Linked DNA regions of Homo sapiens: region 1 is linked to region 2. Evidence: chromatin contacts called from ENCODE POLR2A ChIA-PET data. All regions are on one chromosome and are shown on one strand. Each heading gives the region's core, a stretch centred on a gene start or an enhancer-like site at or near the end of the contact. The rest is flanking DNA. Distances are from core to core; before and after follow the strand shown.

Region 1 (6,116 bases), core at 2,641-5,140, about 12 Mb after region 2:
GGATGATGCCCCTGGCCTCTCCCCAGCCTCTGGTGTTCCCAGCAGCCCTTGGCATTCCTTGCCTTGTAGATGCAAAACTCCGATCTCCACCTCTATCCTCACAGTGAGTTCTCCTGCATGTCTGTCTCTGTGCCTTCACATTCCTCTCTGTGTGTCTGTGTTTCCATCTCCTTATGAGGACACCCATCACTGAATCAGGGCCCACTCTATACCAGTAAGACCTCATTTCAACTCCATTACATCTTCAAAAACCCCATTCTCAAATAAGGTTACTTCACAAGTGCTGGAGGTTAGGACTTGAACATACCTTATTGAACAATCCAACTGATGACACATAGTAATTTATGCACTCGTTCTTGGAGACGTTGACTTTATTTAGTAGCATTAACCATGGCAATGTCACCAGCATCGCTGACAGCCTGAAGCATATGATCTCCAGAATGTATTTCAATCATCATGTTCACTTCCTTGGTATTCTTTAGACAATAACTCAGCCTTGAACTCCAGTAAAGGGTTTCCCTGGGATTTTCTTCTTGACTCACTCCACTGTGGCCTCCCTCATCCAGGACTGTAACAGACGCCTGACGTCAGTGGTCTAGACCTCTCTGCTGAATGTCATCTTTGGTGAATGTCTTATGAGAAAACACATGGTTGGTCACTCTTAGAAGGGCATGAAAGCCTGTCTGCAGTATAACCAAAACAGGCACATGGCGAGGCACACTGTGCGCATGTGTGTACAATTAATATCATGGTTTTAAATTATTTTCAGGCCAAGGGGAGATCTTTGCTGCATCTACTGAAGAAAGCGAATCTTTTTCTTCCTGAAAAAAAATGGCTACTTATTAGTCGAATTTGTGTTTTAAAAATATGTGAACTAATATAATGCAGACATGCATTAATGTTTAAATATACTGGAAGTTTTTGGTAAAATGAAACCCATTGTCTCTGTTGATTACTTTGATGAGTCAAGAAGTAACATCCTGGGAATGATTGGCCAGTTTAAATGAGTGCCTCAGGTTTTTGGAATACAAGAAATCAAGAGGAAGGGATTAGAACATATAGGTTAGCAAGATTGGGATCCTAAAATACAGACCCAAATGAATGGAACAAAATCAGGGAATTTATTAATAACAGGGTCAAGGCCAAATCAGTAACAAATATCCTGAGTGGAAGAAAGGTGGTTTAACAAATGCCCCTATGAAAGATAGAGATTGGCTTACCATGATGAGATGTAAGCCCAAGTTATGAGGTTGGCACACAAAACCACAAATGTCATAGCTTAAAACAACACACACTTCTTATCTCTGTTTCTGTGGGTCAGGGTCTGGGTTCTCAGGGACTCACAAAGTATGTTTTCATCTGGAGCTCCAGGTCCTCTTCCAGGCTCATAAGGGTTCTTGGCAGAATTCAGTTTCTTGAGGCTGTAGGACTGAGGTCCTGGCTCCTAGAGGCCACCCTCTCCATAAGCAGTTCTTAGCATGGCCGCCTGCTTCTCCAGGCCCAGTGGGAAAGCATGTGCCTCCAGGAGGGCTCAGTCCATTCTTCATGGCTTTTACCTGGTTAAGTCAGGCCCACTCAGGATAACTTCATTTTGTATTAAATCAAAACCAGCTGATTTGGGATGTTAATTACATCTGCACAACTTCAACTTTGCCATATAACCTAACCATGGGACTGATATTTATCATGCATTTGGGTCAAGTTGCATTAAGAGATATAATAAAGCTGGACAAGCTTCTGTTGATTAGAAGAGTTCAGTTACAAGGCTACACTTGGGAGGAATGTTTACAAACTGGAATGGTCAGAGGATGGGGAAGACACTTGAGAAAAGTCAAGTGACGGATGAAGGCAAATGTGGATATTTATCTGGGAGAAAACTAAGAGGAGTTATAATAGCTGTCTTCAAATATTTAAAGGGCTTTTATTAGGAAGAGGAATTTGGCATATTGGATTTTGCCTTCAGAGAAGTGGAGTCCTGAGATGCTCTTAGCCATTCATTCCAGCCTCCAGGGCTCACCTGCTGTCTTCTGTCCAGGTTCTCGGTAGCAGGGCAGTACAGCCCCATCCGTGATCTTCCATAGTCAGGCATATTGTCACACTCAGTGAGCGGAGAGTCAACCGGGAGGAAGGCACAGTTTCTCTGGAATGACCTACGGAATGGTACGCTCAAATGCAAATTCTCCTTCCCTTCCCCAGTCCTTGTCCTTCAGATGGTAATTTAGGAGCTGAAGGTCAGGGCACCAGCAGCCTTTGGAAGCCTACAGGACAACAGTCAGCCTGGCTAGAAAAAAAAACAATGTCACAGGCATGTTGTGTTTAATCACATGAAGGATATTTGCATTGTTTTCCAACTGATGCCAGCAGACACATTGTCAGTGGTATCATGCCTGGGGTATCAGAGTTGACATTGGGTTGCCCCTTCTCTGAGGCATTCATGTAAATCCTTTTAAGTTTATAAAACCTCCATGTGGCTCCTGCATGCTTCATCATTTGCATGTGTCTCTTTTTCCAGGGGAGGCAGCATGGGGAGCAGGATGCTGGTGGGCTCCAGGTGCAGAGAGCAGGGTGGGCGTCAGACCCCAGGTCCACTGTGCACGCCCTCTTGTAGAGCCCGTTCCGTTGTCCATGAGATGAGGAGTGTTCTTATCTCTAAAGTATTATCATGAAAACCTAACAATGTAGAAAGACTAAAGCACATGGGTGGTGCTTCATAAATAGTATTTCTCCCACTTTCTGAAAACTCCTGCTGAAGTAACTGCACAAGAATCCTTGAACATTTAGAATTCTGGTTTTAGCCATACCATAAAGTCAGTAGTGCGTGGTGGAATTCTGCTAACGAAAATTGCGAAGGATCAAGGCAGAGTACAGAGCTGGTGTGTAGCGGGTACCTTCTGTCTGCTGGCACTAGGTATTTTACACATTAAATCAGCTCGTTCTCACATCAGCTCTTTTAAAAATAAGGAAATGAGGAGCCACAGTGGCCCAACTGATGCAGTGGCAGAAGTAGAATTTGAGCTTGTGCAGATGTGCCTCCGTGTTTTGTCTCCTGAGCATGCTGCCCCAAGTTTGACAATACCAAGATTTGTACTGGAACATTCCCTCCCATCCCCACCCCCTAGAAGCCCCTCTTCCTCCCTTAGATTTGACACATAGTTTGAAACCACTATTAACTACCTTATGAGAGCCACTGTTTGTGAAGTGCTGACTATGTGCCAGGTCCCGTGCCGTGCAATTTTTGTGAATTATCTCGTGTCTACAGTGCCTCACAATTTCTCTGCTCAATACCTCCATGTTACTGCCGAGGAAAGGGAAGCTCAGAGAGAGTAAGTAATTTGCTCGAGTTAAAGAGCTGGCCAGGACAGCCAGGGGCTTGCACCCCGGAGCCTTCATCCACTACACTGTCAGCTGGTATCTCAACCAGCCATTACAGGCTGTAAAAAAATTATATAAGATAGTCTATGGTAATGCAGAAAAGTGAGGTTATTTTGCTCCCTTTCCCTTTGAAGAAAAAAGCCCTGGAAAGACATATCACTTGAGTATGGGAAAAAATGAAGCTGTGGCTTTTCTGTGAGTCAATTCTTTCCTGGCAGCTTCTTGGAATAAGACCAAGTATAGCAGCAGAGTTTTCTGTTTTAATTTGAGCTGCAGGGTGACTTTTTTTCTTCTATGCTTTCATCTCTCTGTGGCTTCTTTTGCCTCGTTAATTTCATGCCCTGCCCAGGCGGGCTACTGTGCTGCCCAGTCACCCGGGTCTGGGGCGGCCACCGCTGGCCAGCAGGCAGGCCCTCCAGAGGCAGAGGTGGCCACGCTTAGGTCGCTCCCGCTGTGGAGGCGGCACACTTGGGTGGCAGCACAGCTGTGATGTGGCGGCAGCTGGCAGCCCCATGGGAAAGATGTGTGAAGTGTGGGGTTTGACGACCCATGGGAGAACAGACTTTCTTCCTCTTCTTGTTTTCCCTTCAAAGCCGTGAGTCAACCTCAAATTCTCTGTCTTTTTTCTCCACCCCCTCGTGCCTCTCTCCCTCACGCTCTGCATCTCTCATTGCAAGCTTGCATTTTTTTGCACACAACACTATCTTAATATTTCTCTTTTCTGCAGGCAGGAAATGAGAAGTCATTTTTCAGGGTCATTCAGGAAGTCATCCAGAGTTATAATGGCCCATTATCTACTGGTCAGAGTTTACTTAGGCTTTCACTACTTCCACTGCCCACTTGAAACAGGGAAAAATATTTTCCCCCCGCGCTGTGAGTGTGCTATTTAGAGCTGACCACAAGCGGGGGGAAGAGAGGATGGCTCGGATGCTGCATTTCCACTGAGAACACAAGGCTGGCAAAGCTTGTCTGCTGCCCAGCAAGCACTTCAGGCTCACACCATTTTAGGTTCACTTTAAGTAGTTTCTCAATTGTTAAAAAAAAAACAAAAAAAAAAAAACCTGTACTCTGAGGATATGCTTATAATCCCATAGCTAACCCAGAATTTCTTAGAGAACTGATCAACATCAGCAGTGGCACTTACTGAAAATGCACATTCTCAGGCCCTGCGTAGGGCCTACTGAGTTAGAATATTAGAGAGCAGGTCTCAGAAACATTCTATCCGGCAGTCTTATTCTATGCACCCGAAGGGATAAGAGCCATGCTTTCATGAAACATGGGTTGTGTGTAAAATGTTTAAAAGGTATGGCAAAATGTGTTTGATTGGCACCAAGGATTTCTGGTTCCTCCTAGAATCATTAATCAAACTTTGAAGGAGAAATAAGAGAGTCGGCATTTTCTTGCACATTCTTTGTGATGTTGTGATGAGTTGGAAACTTCCCGATTGGGTTTATTAGAGCATGAACACCCAGGCACCCAGCTTCTAGCCAGCCCTGTCAGGCAGAGTCTCCTCGAAGATGTGGAAAGGACTGACCAACAGCTGAGGCCTACAGGAACCTGAGCAGGCAAGGGGAGAGGCACCCCGGAACCAGGAGCAATGGCCTTCCCACCCTCCCTCGTCCTCTCCTCTTCTCCTTTTGGAGTTGCAGGCCACAGAAAGGAAGTGACATGAGTCACTTTGGGCCTTCTTAATTCCTTCATCAAAGGCAGCACAGGTGTGTATGTGTGTTGGTGGCTAATTGAGGTAGGCCCACAGAGGAGATAACAGATGGACATACTATTTCCTTTCTTCCATTCTGATATAATTCAGGGTATAAACACACACACACACACACACACACATTCTCACTTCTTTGGCATCTACCACACCTGCCCCAGTGCCCATTTCTCTCCCACCTGAATAAAAAGCCCCCACAAAGCCTGAGGTACATGGAAAGGAGCAGTGGTCTGGCTCCCAGGAGTGTGAGAAGCAGCCATGTTTTCAGAGGCTGTATTCCACTTGGACTTGGCCCTACGCTGAAGGTAGGAGCGGATGGGGGAGGCCCCCTTCGCACAAAGAGCCCCATGAAAGAGTGCACAGTCCAGTCTATAAAACAGACGCAGAAAATGTGTGTAGGACTTCTTCCTGAAAAAGAGCGTGGTGCGTCCAGTACCTCCATGTTCATGGAACTTCCCAGTCTGCAGTTTACCCTTTTGTGCAACTCCCTTTTGGTAAAGCCCTGGTCACACTTCTGGTTGTTCAGATTATACAGGGATAATTCCAGAGTGATTTTAAAGTCAACTGCCAGGCATCCGCACTTGCAAATTAGATGCCTGGCACATGCTTGTGTTAAGGTAATAATTCATTACAATACAAATTACAGGGGAGTTCCTCTGGGCATGCGACCTTTCCCGTCATTTGGCTTTCCCTGTGATTATCAGGGGAGCTTCCATCGTGCTGCTAATGGGACCTTAACCATGTGTCAACCCATGGCTGTAATGCTGACACTGTTTTCTTTCTGGAATGAAAGGCCTTCGCAATTGAAACCAAAATGTTATCCAACTCAGTCCTGTCCCTTTGACGATGAAAACATCAAGTTCTGGAGACTGGCCATCCAGCCTCCCTGCCTCATCTCCCACGCCCTCCATCATTTTTTGTCTCTACTTACTTATTTATTTGGCTGTATTTTACGTACATCATGCAAAAATATTCCTCTTTGTAAAAAGTATAATGATTTCAGGAAATTAGAGGGTAAAAAGCAAGA
Region 2 (6,516 bases), core at 3,882-6,381:
AAAGTCATCCATGAGGATTGGAATCAACTTCCTCAAATTCCTGTTAATGTTGATATTTTTAACTCCTCCCATGAACCATGAATTCTCTTAATGACATCTAAAATGGTCAGAAGATTTTCAATTGACTTTGCCCAGATCCATCAGAAGATTCACTATCTATGGCAGCTACAGCCTTACAAAATATATTTCTGAAGTAACAAGACTTGGAAGTCAAAATTACTCCTTGTTCCATGGACAGCAGAATGGATGTTGTGTTAGCAGGCATGAAAACAATATTCATCTCCTTGCACATTTCCATCAGAGCTCTTGGGTTGTTGGTACATTGTCAATGAGCAGTAATATTTTGAAAGGAATCTATTTTTTTTTTCTGAGCACTAGGTCTCCAGACTGGGCTTAAAATGTTCAGTAGACTATGTTGTAAATACATGTGCTGTCATCCAGCCTTTGTTTTTCGATTTCTAGAGCATAGGCAGAGTAGATTTGGCATAATTCTTAAAGGCCCTAGAATTTTTAGAGTGGTCAAAGAGCATCGGCTTCACCTTAGAGTCATGAGCTGCATTAGCCCCTAACAAGGGAGTCAGCCTGTCCTTTGAAGCTTTGAAGCCAAGCCTGGACTTTTACTCTCTAACTCTGAGTCTTAGATGACATCTTCTTCCAATAGAAAGTCATTTAATCTACACTGAAAACCTGTTGTTTCATATAGCTCTCTTCATCAATTACTTGAGCTAGATCTTCTAAATAAATTCCTGCAGCTTCTACATCAGCACTTACTACTTCACCTTGAACTTTTATGTTATGCAGATAGTCTCTTTCCTTAAATCTCATGAATCAACCTCTGCTAACTTCAAACTTTTCTTTGGCAGCTGCCTAACCTCTCTCAGCCTTCAGAGAATTGAAGAGAGGTAAAGCCTTGCTCTGGATTAGGCTTTGGCTTAAGGGAATCTTGTGGCTGGTTTGATCTTCTATCCAGACCACTCAAACTTTCTCCATATCAGCAAGAAGGCTGTTTCACTATTTTTATCATTCCTATGTTCACTGGGGTAGTATTTTTAATATGTTCACTGGGGTAGTATTTTTAATTCCCTTCCAGAACTTTTCCTTTGTATTCACAATTTGGCTAACTGGCTCAAGAGGCCTAGCTTTCAGCCCATCTTGGCTTTCTACATGCCTTCCTCACTAAGCTTAACCATTTTGAGCTTTTATTTCAAGTAAAAGACATGGGAATCTTCCTTTCACTTGAACACTTAGAGGCTGTTTTAGGGTTTTTAATTGGTCTATTTCAATATTGTTGTGTTTCAGAGAATAGGGAGGCCTGAGGAGAGGAAGAGAAATGGGGGGCTGATTGGTGGAGCAGTTAGATCACACACATTTATCAATTAACTTTGCATGAGTGCAATTCATGGTACCCAAAAGCAATTACAATAATAACATCAAAGATCAAAGATCACGGTCCACCATAACAGATATAATAGTAATAATAAAGTTTGAAACATAGTGAGAATTACCAAAATGTGACAGAAAGAAATGAAGACAGCACATACTGTTGGAAAAATGGCACTGGTAGACTTGCTTGATGCAAGGTTGCCACAAACCTTCAGTTCGTAAAAAATGTAATATCTGCAAAGTGCAATAAAGCAAATTGCAATAAAATGAGATATGCCTGTATTTACATGGCATAATTCTTTCCATCCTTTCAATCTTTCTGTAGCCTTTTATTTGAGGTGTCTCTTACAAGCAACATATAATTGATATTATTTTTAATTCTGTCCATAGCATTTGCCTTTTAACTGGAGTATAGATTCCATTTATATTTAATGTACTTGCCAAAAAACCCTCCTGTTTTAAAAAATTTACCTTTTTTTTTTTTTTTGAGACAGAGTTTCACTCTGCTGCCCAGGCTGGAGTGCAGTGGTACAATCTCGGCTCACTGCAGCCTCCGCCTCCTGGGTTCAAGTGATTCTCCTGCCTCAGCCTCCCGAGTAGCTGGGACTACAGGTGCCCACCACCACGCCTAGCTCGTTTTTTGTGTTTTATTTTAATAGAGATGGGGGTTTCACTATGTTGACCAGGCTGGTCTCGAACTCCTGACCTCAGGTGATCTACCCTCCTTGGCTTCCCAAAGTGATCATCTATTTGTTTCTACTTGTCTGTGTTCCTTTTTTCCCTTTCTTGCTTCTTTTATTTTTTATTTTTTCATTTCCCCTCTTTTTTACATGTTATTCATTCTTTTTCTATTACTTTTGCTGTTATTCTAGAGATTATAATATTCATTATTGATGTATTAAAGCCAAGTACTTTTATCAATTCCTATACAATCCTAGGACTTTAGAACACTTTACTTTCATTTACTCTATCTCACTTTTTGTGCTGCTATTGTGTATATTTTAATTCTACATATATTTAAACTTCACATGACGTTATTTTTATTGTTTTATATAAATTGTGTTTATTTATATCTATCCATATATATATATGTATTTATATCTATCCATATATAAAAGGATTGATTGCTCTTCATTCCTTTAGATGTCTCCATGATTTCATTTGGGATTATATTCCATCTGCCTGAAAAACTCCTTTTGGAATTTCCTTTAATGTAAATCAGCTGATGATCTTAGTGTTTCTTGGTTATAAAACTGGCTGTATTTTATTTTCAATTTTGAAGATCATTTTTACTGGGTATATAATATAGGTTGATAGGTAATTTCTCCTAGCGCTTTGAAAACATTTGAAGGTGTTTAGGCTTCCATTGGTTCTTTGAGAATAAGCTTTTAATTTTATTGTTGCTCATTTGCAGATTATATCTCTGTTTTCTTTGCTGATTTTAAACCTTTTCTTTTTGATTTTGTTTCTCAGTAGTTTACAATGTGCCTAGACATGGTTTTCTTTGCTTGAAATCCTGCTCTATGTTCATAATGTTTCTTGACTCTGAGAATTGTTGTTCATTAGTTTTAAAAAATTTCCAGCCGTTATCTTTTCAAATACTGCTTCTTTTCCTTTTTTCTCTCACCTCTCTTCCTGATATTCCAATTACGTGTGTGTTAGAATGTTTTACCACATATCACATGTGTCATAGTCTCCTTTCTGAGACCTTATCTCTTTTATAGAAAGTTCTTTCATATCTCTTGTATGTCATTTTTCATATTTTGTTTTGCTTATTAGCTTCACTAATTCTTGCTTAAGTTGTATCTCATCTGTTATTAAGCCCATAATTCTGTAGTAGTTTTAGTTAGTGTGTTTTTTTCTCCAATTCCAAAATTCCATTGTATTCTTCTTTGGAGTTTCCAGTTCTCTGCTGAAAACTCTTTATCTTGCAATTTAATTTCTTGAAGATATTTAACAGAATTATTTTAAAATCTGTCTTTAAACTTTAATATCTGGATCTTCTGTGTGTTTATTTCTGTTTTCTTTTTCCCTTAGTTTTTAAGACAATTCTGTGTCCTTTGTTTAAATTAAGTTTCAGACATGGTGTATAAAATATTATATGGGTAATGTGTTGCTCTGAATGATGCTTTTTTTCCCCAGAGAGAATATTTACTGTTGCCATTTGAAGCTGGTTTTCAGCCCTTGGGTCTATTTCCCGTTCATCCACACCCCTAGGGTATAGCTCTTCGGAGTCCCAGCTGAAAGCCTAGTTGCTTACCAGCCCCTCATCATAAATAGGTCCTAAACTCCAATTTTTTTTTTGTCTCCCCAACCCCATGAGATGACTGAAAGCTCTGCTTACTTTCTCACTCTTTCAGCCATGGCTTTAAAATCATCAAATACCTCATGGGAAAAGTGGTGGCTTTCTGAGCTGCCTATCTTTCCAGGATTTCAGTCATCCAAGTCCTTGCTGGGAGAGGAAATTTTTAACTTTTGTCAACTTTTCTATTTTTTCTTAGTGAGAATATTGAACACAAATAAACTAGTATATCAGTGCCAGAAGCAAAACTCCACTGAGACAGTCTGAGTAGAGCAGTGGTGTGATTTGGTTTCGATTTTTAAAAGATCACTCTCATTGCCTTGAAAATGAACTATGCGACATTAGGGAGAAAGAAGGATGGAAGCAGGTGGTCCAGTTAGTAAACTATCACAATAATCCAGGTAAGAGATAACGATGGCTCAGGCCATGGTGGTAAGGTGGAAATAGAGAGAAGTGATCAAACGCCGCATCTAGTTTGAAGGAAAAGACAAGAGGGTTTACTGACAAACTGGAGATGAGCATGAGAGAGGAATCAATGCTCATCCCAAGATTTTTGGCCTGAACAGCTAGAAGGAAGGAGATGAAGAAAACTGAGACGGGGAAAGCTGGGTAGGAGTGCATTCATGAAGACCAATCAGCAACTTACTTTTGTGTATGTTAAGTCTGAGATGCTAATTTGACATGTAAGTGGAGATGCCAAATGCATAGTCAAATACACCAGTCTGAAGTTCAGGGAATATTTGGAAGCTAGAGATACAAATTCTGTAGTCATGAGCATATAGATGGTAATTAAAGTCGTAAGACCGGATGAGAGGACCTCGAAAGTAAATATAGAGACGACTACAGACAATATAATAGTGTCTATTTCATAGGGCCGGTGTGCAGGGTTAATAATATTTATACAACTCTGCCTCCAGACCCCTCTCCCAGTGTACGGAGATCAGGATCTCATCACCCCTCCCCACCACGTGAAGTCCTGCTTACAGCTCAAATGCCTTTTATTAACCGAAGTGCCTCCAGACCCCTCCCCTCCTCACCACGTGAAGTCCCGCTTACAGCTCAAATGCCTTTTATTAACCGAAGGTCAGCTTTTGTGACTCTCAGACGCTCAACAGGTGCGCAACTCTGCTAACGCAGTAGGCTGTCCTGGCCAAAGGGTGGTGCTGTGAGTCGCCTCCAGCCTCCGGGCCGTCCCGAAAGCTGCACCTTCTCCCCCTGAGCTGCAGAGGGCGCGCGTGAGGCATCGGGCGCTCAGGACCCCGCGGGAGCTCAGCGAGGGGGCGGGCGGCCACGGAGTGAGGCCGGGGCGGGGTCGGGCGCGGGGCGGACGTGGGGAGGGGTTGGCCGGGGCCAGAAGCAGGGTGCAGGGCAGGCGCGGGGCGGTCACGGGGGCGGGGCCGGTCGCGGGGCGCGGGGCGGGCCCGAGCTACCGGTAGTCTGCCTGCCGCAGTCCGAGCGCCGCGCTGGGGAGAGCGGGTGTTTGAAGGCTCCGCGGACCGGCACTAGGAGCCGGGGGCGGGTCCGTGACCCTCCGGCTGCTCGGAGTGAACAGGCGGCCAGGAAAGAAGCGGGCCTGAACACCATGATCCCTTTGGAGAAGCCAGGCAGCGGCGGCTCCTCCCCAGGCGCCACCTCAGGCTCGGGCCGGGCAGGCCGGGGTCTGAGCGGGCCGTGCCGGCCGCCGCCGCCGCCCCAGGCCCGCGGGCTGCTGACAGAGATACGCGCCGTGGTGCGCACCGAGCCCTTCCAGGACGGCTACAGCCTGTGCCCGGGCCGGGAGCTGGGCAGGTGAGGACGGGCGGGGCCCGGCGCGGAACCTTCCCGGACGCGCGGGGCGGGACGTGGGCGCCGATAAGTGCCGGCGCCGCGGCGGCGAGGCTGAAGTGGCGTTGCTGCTGCCGATAACGCGCGTTGTGACTTGGCACAAACTTGGGTGCCGACGGCAAGTAGGGCAGCCGAGTCGCACCAGCGCCCCCTCCACGCGCCGCGCCCAGCAAGCGAGTGGTGGTAACTCGATGGCGGTCCCGGAGGCGCGGACACTTTCCTCAGCCCTTTCGTTCTCTGTGGCGTTTCGAATGGCTATTTAACGAGAGAAGGTGCGGGCCGCGCTCTGCCTTTCACCCCGAGCAGCGGGTCTGAAAACCAGAGGTCTGTGGAGCCGACTTTGCATTTTTCCTTCAACTCTTGCGACTTTCTTGGTCTGCCTGTGTGGTTTTAATAAAATACAGCATCCGTTGTGACCGCTTCCTTTGCACCGGCGCTCTGTTACCTTGTGTCGGTCTTCTGCTGAATTCATTTTCGTTTTCTTGGTTGGTTTTCTGCCGTTTTAGTTCTAAAGCATTTAGGTCCCTTTGCTTCGAGTTTAGATTGGTTTCTTTCGTGGGCGCTTGGCCCTTTTCTCGCTTTTTACTTTGCTGGGAACCGATTCTTGCCTTCTCCCCCCACCCCACGCTAGCCCACCCTTTTTTTGTGGGAGTAGAGAGAGCTTACAACTTGGTCTGTAAAGTTGCAGGTGCAGGCTGTTCGGATGCTTTACATTTTGTATGCTGAAGAGGGGTGATCGAGTGATTTTTGTGGGGTTTGGCGACTCTTCCTTGAGAACAGTTTGAAGAAGTTGTTAAATACTCTGGCTTTGGGGGCAGACCTGAGTTCATATTCGTGCCCTTCTTGCTGTGTTTGCCTTTGGAGGGGTTAGACTCTCCAGCCTCACTTTCCTCATCCGTAAAATCGTATAATGATGACAGTACCTACCTCAGAGGTGGCCTGAAGATGCCATGCTTGTCAAGCGCATACCACTGGGCTTGCCACATGGCGTTCAGTAAATGTTCGCA

What was found. ChIA-PET counts read pairs that join two places held with the same protein, here RNA polymerase II (POLR2A).
Region 1: POLR2A ChIA-PET joins it to region 2 with 15 read pairs in PC-9. The contact joins the enhancer-like site here to the promoter of STK17A in region 2. POLR2A ChIA-PET finds 5 or more read pairs at or near these places in 2 of 52 experiments (PC-9 and activated naive CD4-positive, alpha-beta T cell).

The regions. Positions count from the first base shown.
Region 1 is chr7:55,082,866-55,088,981 of GRCh38, forward strand. All of the region lies in intron 1 of EGFR (epidermal growth factor receptor), which reads left to right. Among named protein-coding and RNA genes, the nearest start is that of EGFR, 67 kb to the left of the region's middle. Within about 2 kb of position 3,891, at least 17 of the 41 ENCODE cell types and tissues checked have a DNase peak (open chromatin) inside an H3K27ac peak, as active enhancers do; they include PC-9, where a contact is called at or near this core.
Region 2 is chr7:43,577,977-43,584,492 of GRCh38, forward strand. STK17A (serine/threonine kinase 17a) reads left to right here and starts at 5,132. Exons shown (of 7, transcript NM_004760.3): 1 at 5,132-5,473. The coding sequence starts at 5,268. RefSeq lists enhancers at 1-352, 5,932-5,981, 6,112-6,221 and a silencer at 4,752-5,531.